Linked DNA regions of Homo sapiens: region 2 is linked to region 1. Evidence: read pairs that join two places in POLR2A ChIA-PET (ENCODE). Cell type or tissue: GM12878. All regions are shown on one strand. Each heading gives the region's core, and the rest is flanking DNA. Links, peaks and the distances in the headings are about the cores only. Region 1 overlaps RRAS2 (RAS related 2). Region 2 overlaps SPON1 (spondin 1).

What was found. Peaks named below come from ENCODE experiments on the same cell type or tissue, not always from the same donor. Only the 100,000 strongest peaks of a DNase experiment are listed, where the experiment ranks them.
Region 2: POLR2A ChIA-PET joins it to region 1 with 6 read pairs; 2 of 35 experiments call an interaction of 5 or more read pairs at or near these places.

The regions. Positions count from the first base shown.
Region 1 is chr11:14,341,759-14,344,681 of GRCh38, reverse strand. The region is part of intron 1 of RRAS2 (RAS related 2); the gene reads left to right. Among named protein-coding and RNA genes, the nearest start is that of RRAS2, 16 kb to the left of the region's middle. In GM12878, for the core only: no CTCF peak of the experiment used is centred there; no DNase peak of the experiment used is centred there; H3K4me3 peaks cover 422 bases; H3K27ac peaks cover 875 bases.
Region 2 is chr11:14,143,675-14,146,597 of GRCh38, reverse strand. The region is part of intron 6 of SPON1 (spondin 1); the gene reads right to left. Among named protein-coding and RNA genes, the nearest start is that of SPON1, 180 kb to the right of the region's middle. RefSeq lists an enhancer at 2,429-2,923. In GM12878, for the core only: no CTCF peak of the experiment used is centred there; no DNase peak of the experiment used is centred there.

The sequences.
Region 1 (2,923 bases), core at 276-2,775:
CTTTTGTTTTATTTCCTGATGAATTTTCTCTTAATGCCTGTTTTTGGTTAATGACGATGTGGTTGACGTTTCAGTAGTCAAAAGATGCGAGCTGAAAGGAAAGCTAAGCAGGTAGTCAAGTCAAACTGCAGAGGAAGATTTGTGGTAGATTTAATGTTTAAGTTTCAGAAATCACATGGAAAAGATATGTGGCTATTAAATTTGTAATTTTGTCCTTTTTGCCTCTAAAATTAAGGTGTGTCAACTAAGGGAAATTTGCCCCATGCAAGTAGGCTTGTGTGCAGGTACACAGAGGCATACATTTTACTTGAGGAAGGAGTGAATTTAAGGTTAGAGAGAGGTTTGTGGGTTTTTGGAATAAAAAAGTGGAAATGTGAAACAAAAGTTAAGTCTGATAATTTAATGACGAGTTGCAGATGTTTAAATTAATGATTGTAGTAGCTTGAGTACTACATGAATTATTATTTTCAGATAATGGCATGGAATTTCCATGCCAACAAGTTGGTTTAAGTGAACTACTTAAAATTTTTTTTTTAAATTATTTTGTTTGAGACAGGGTCTCCCAGGCTTGAGTGCAATGGCACAATCATGGCTCACTGCAGCCTTGATGTCCCCGGCTTAAGTGATTCTTCTACCTCAGCCTCTCCAGTAACTGGGAGTACAGGCGTGCGCCACCATGCCCGGCTGATTTTTGTATTTTTTTGTAAAGATGGGGGTTTCGCCTTGTTGCCCAGGCTGCTCTCGAACTCCTGGACTCAAGTGATCTGCCCACCTTGGCCTCCCGAAGTGCTGGGATTACAGGGGACTACTTTATTTTTGTTTTATTTTATTTTATTTTATTTATTTTTGAGACAGGGTCTCACTCTGTCACCCAGGCTGGAGTGCATTGGCGCGATCTCGGCTCACTGCTACCTCCTTCTGCCGGGTAGAGGCGATCCTTCCACCTCAGCCCCGGAAGTAGCTGGGACTACAGGCGTGCACCATCATGCCCCGCTAATTTTTGTATTTTTTTTGGTAGAGACGGGGTTTCGCCGTGCTGCCCAGGCTGTTGTCAAACTCAGGCTGAGCTCAAGCGATCTGCCTGCGTGCCTTGGCCTCCCAAAGTGATGGGATTACAGGCGTGAGCCACCACGCCTGGCCTACAGGGAACTACTTTAAAATTATCAAGTGACTTAATGTGAAAAATTTCTGATAACCACTGCGAAGATGTTTTATGACGAAGCACTTTGATTCATTTGAAAGTTAATTAAGAATGGAGTAGGAATGGTGAGGTTGCATATTAGTAATTCAAATTTAAGTTTTGAGTCTTTGGGTTATTTCCTTACTATTATGAAGCCTAAGAGGTGTGAAAATAGTATGGAAAACTTTGTCTTCTGTTTCACTATTAGTCTGTAATTTTTAGTTTTTAATTTTATATTTAGAGACAATTGTTTATTTTGTCTCCTTCCTCAAATCATTGCAAAGTATATATTTAGTGTCTATTTCTTTGTAGTGAGAGTTTCAGAAAGAAGCCATTGGCTGAGCTGATTATCCAATGAAGTTGTCTGACATGAGTTACTTTAGTTTGTGGTTTTAGATGAACAGTACATGGTGCACAGCTGTTGCTCAAACAGCTTTGTTCCAGCTGTCTTACTGGCCTGTCACAAAATACCCCACATTCCTTTTCTTTTAAAAACAGAACCTCTTGTAATATTCTATACATTATTACTTAAAATGGATCTAGTAATTAGTGACTTTTCTTCGTTTTTACTCCTATCAATAGCTGTTTACTTAGAGTAGTGCCAAAATGAATTATGTGACATAGATTTCAGCCTTGTCATATTTTTAATTCTTTGAAAATTAAAGTTGCAGTTGTGAAATATGTATATGAGACAAGTTAAGTGATTAACATTGAAAAAGGCACCATACATTAATTATGTCCCCCAAATAAGTAGCTAGTATCTAGATAATGAAACTAGGCATCTTCTATTTTCTTAATATTAACCTTGAGTTTGCATTAATTTCAATAGAATTATGAAATGAAAAGGTATAATATCATGTTCTATAGCTTGTATAGAACCTGTATTGATGAACTTTGGTTTGTATTTTTGATAAGCTGGTTGGTTGGTTGGACTTCATTTTCCTATACAATGCGGTAACTGAATTATATTACTAAGGGTTTCAAGTTTTGTTTTTTAATTAGGAGCAGGTACCTATGAAAAATACATTGAAGTAATTATGACTATTTCATTTTCTACCAGTTACAACCCTTTATGATTGGAAGGCAGCATGGCATCGTCATGGTCATTATTTCCATCCTACAGATGAGGAAATGCAGGCTTGGGAAGAAGGGATTTGCCCAAGGTCCTGTAGCAAGTAAAAAGCGAAGCTGGGATTTAAGTTGGTTTTTGTATTTCTAAATATGATCCTCTTCTCACTACAGAACTATTAACGTTAAGTTGGAATAAAAGTGCCAACACTTACTAGAGGGGAGCTGAAAAGAGTGATAGATACTCTTTCTGAAGTTCTTGGTCATGTGACTGTGTTAACAATTTGAATCTGGGAGGAGCAGTGGGGTAGGAGGAGAGGGAAGGGTGAGGTTTCACCCAAAAGCACACTTGATGTATTTGTATTTCTATTAAAACTGCAATTGATGGCTACTGATAAAAGCTAGTATAGAGCTGAAGATTTGCAGTGGTGTCCTCTCCAAAACGTAGTTTAGGAATACTATCATATGATTACTAATGTTGTATAAATGCATGAGAATGACAGATACCAAATTCAGGATATTGATTACCTCTTGGTGTTGGGGGAGGAGAGAGGGGAATATTATTGAGGAGGCATGCAAGAGTCTTCAATCATATTACAAATGTTTTGTTTCCTAAGTCGGGAGGTGAGTATGCGTATTTATATTTTTTCATAACATTTTCTGAGGTATTTTATA
Region 2 (2,923 bases), core at 176-2,675, 200 kb after region 1:
AATTTTTAAAAAATTATCTGGGATTTTTGAGGGAACACTTTAAATTTACAGATTAAGTTATGCAGTATTTTTTTTGGGGGGAATATTTGGTTTCTTATCCAAGTTTTCTTTGTTCATTTAAATATTATTCTTTTAAAAAGGTACAGTAGGCCAGGTGTGGTGGCTCACGCCTGTAATCCCAGAACTTTGGGAGGCCAAGGCAGGTGGATCACCTGAGGTCAGGAGTTCGAGACCAGCCTGGCCAACATGGTGAAACCCCGTCTCTACTAAAAATGTAAAAATTAGCCGGGCATGGTGGTGGGCACCTGTAATCCCAGCTACTCGGGAAGCTGAGGCAGGAGAATTGCTTGAACCTGAGAGATGGAGGTTGCAGTGAGCCAACACGGTGCCACTGCACTCCAGCCTGGGCAACAGACAGAGACTCTGTCTCAAAAAAAAAAAAAAAAAGTATAGTAATTTGTGTTCATGGTAAAATTCAAGCAATACAAGAGGCCGTATGGCAAAATGTGAATGAACCTTTCAGTTCTGCCCCTTACTCTCTGTGTGCTCTAGAGGCAAGGAGTTTCTGGTGTATGTTCATAGAGATATTCTATGCATATATAATCCTATACATGAATATAATCATTTCACTCTAACCTGCCATTTTTCATATATGGAATCAAGCTATACACACTGTTCTGCTTTTTTCCCATCTAACTATATACACCAGGGAGCATTCTGTATCAGTACACACAAATCTGCCTTATTCTTTTTAATAGCTGCATGGTATTTGACCCGTTAAATGCATCCAGAGTTTCTAATATGACCCCTATTGATGAAAGTTTGCTTGTTCCATCTCTTAAAAATAAAATACTATAATGAATATTCTTCCTCATATACTTTTGCACAAGACTATTTCAGAAAGACATATTCCTAGATATAGAATTATTTTATTATGTTGATGTATAAGGAAAATATACACACAACAATGTGAATATACCTAACACTCCTGAACTGTGCACTTAAAAATGGTTCAGATGGTAAATATTATGTGTTTTCTTTTACTACAATAGAAAAAAGAAAACGTATAATTTTGATAGATATTGCTAAATTGTCTTCTAAATCTTAAGGTAATATATTAATGATCTCTCACTTAAATTTGCCTTCTATTTGCAATATTTTGGCTCAGTTACTGTAAAAATAGATATTTTAGTGAGTCAAATATTCTGTAAGTCTTGAATAAGACTGTCCCACATTTCTCTCATACAGAGATTCTCAGAAAAATTCCCAGGGATCATGATGCTGTCTTATAAAACTGTAGAGGTTAAGAAGTAATGCTAAGAGGCCAGCTCTATACCCTTCCAGCAAAGGCAGCCTGTGCCAGTTTTATTAAAGAACAGGCATCACGAAATCACTCTGGCAGCTTGTCCTACTGTAATCTGGATTTGTTTGAAGACTCAACTGAAAGCAAACAAGAGGTTTCATATGACTCAAATCATACCTTTCAAACAATGTCTTAATTTCTGTATCGAGTATCTGTGACAGAATCTTTATTTGACTCCTTACCCTATCACCACTCTGAGTGTCATTTTATTTCTACCAACCACAAGTGCCCACTTACCCATACTACATGGAATTAAGCCTTGAATGAGGTAGGGGAGAACAAAGGAGGTGTGTGTCATCAATGTAACCCAAATAAGGTTGGGCACCCTTGGGGGCCATTTGCAGCAGGGTGACACACCTAAAAAAACAGACCCAATCTGACTCCCAGAAGCCTTGAAAAAGTATTAGAGGTCTTTGCTGAAGTTTTCTTGAGAAGGCAGCAAAGGGAAAATGACATCACACAATATTCTGCAAAGTATACTGCTAAAAGTTCTCTTTTGAAGTTTCCTCTTTTAGAAATCAAATTTACTCAAAGTCTTCTTTGGGTTTTTACTTTTTATTTTTCATTATTATTATTATTATTATTATTATTATTATTATTGGAGATGGAGTCTCACTCACTCGGTCACCCAGGCTAGAGTGCAGTGGCACAATCTCAGCTCACTGCAACCTCTGCCTCCCAGGTTCAAGTGATTCTCCTGCCTCAGCCTCCTGAGTAGCTGGGATTACAGGTGCCTGCCGCCACGCCTGGCTAATTTTTGTATTTTTAGTAGAGACAGGGTTTCACCATGTTGGCCAGATTGGTCTCGAACTCCTGAACTCAAGTGATCTGCCTGCCTTGGCCTCCCAAAATGCTGGGATTACAGGTGTGAGCCACCACGCCTGGTCTAAAAGTCTTCTTTGGATCTTTCTTTCTCCCTTTTCCTTGTCTTTATGCTCTAGTAGATTCTACCTAGCCCAATTTATGTCTTCTTTCCATTGTATTCCCACCCAGTAAAACCGAAATACCCTTTTAGAAGATGGAAGGAAAAAAGGGTTCTAAGTCCTTCCAATTTAATTTTTTTGTTGCAATAATAAGAGTAATAATGAGCTCATACTCCAAGCCATGCTTTGTACACGTATTATTTCATAACCAACAGAGGTAATTCATATTCTTGTTATTGTTTTTCAAATGTAAAATCTAAGGCTCAGTGAGCTTAGGTGACCTACTCGAGGTCAGAGACTTAAGAAGTACAGGTTCTCTACTGTTTTCATGGTTCTTAAGTAACAATGCAAGGCAGCAGGTGGCAAGGGTAAATAAGTGGCCTTAACAGTGCTTTGGGGCCCCATACTCTTTCTCTGACCTCTGCCTTTCCATATCCTTGTGTTTAGGCCTAGTAATGTCCCTTGATCCCACCTCAATTGCTAAACCAAACTCTAGACCCAGCATTTTGTCACCCAATTGGTGCAGCTCTGAACTCTGGGTTTCTGCTGATCTTCCCTCTTCTTTCTTTAGTGCTCCTGAACTTCTTCTCTCTTCAGTGCCCCTCTCTTCTACAGGACTGAAATCCTGCCCTGAGCT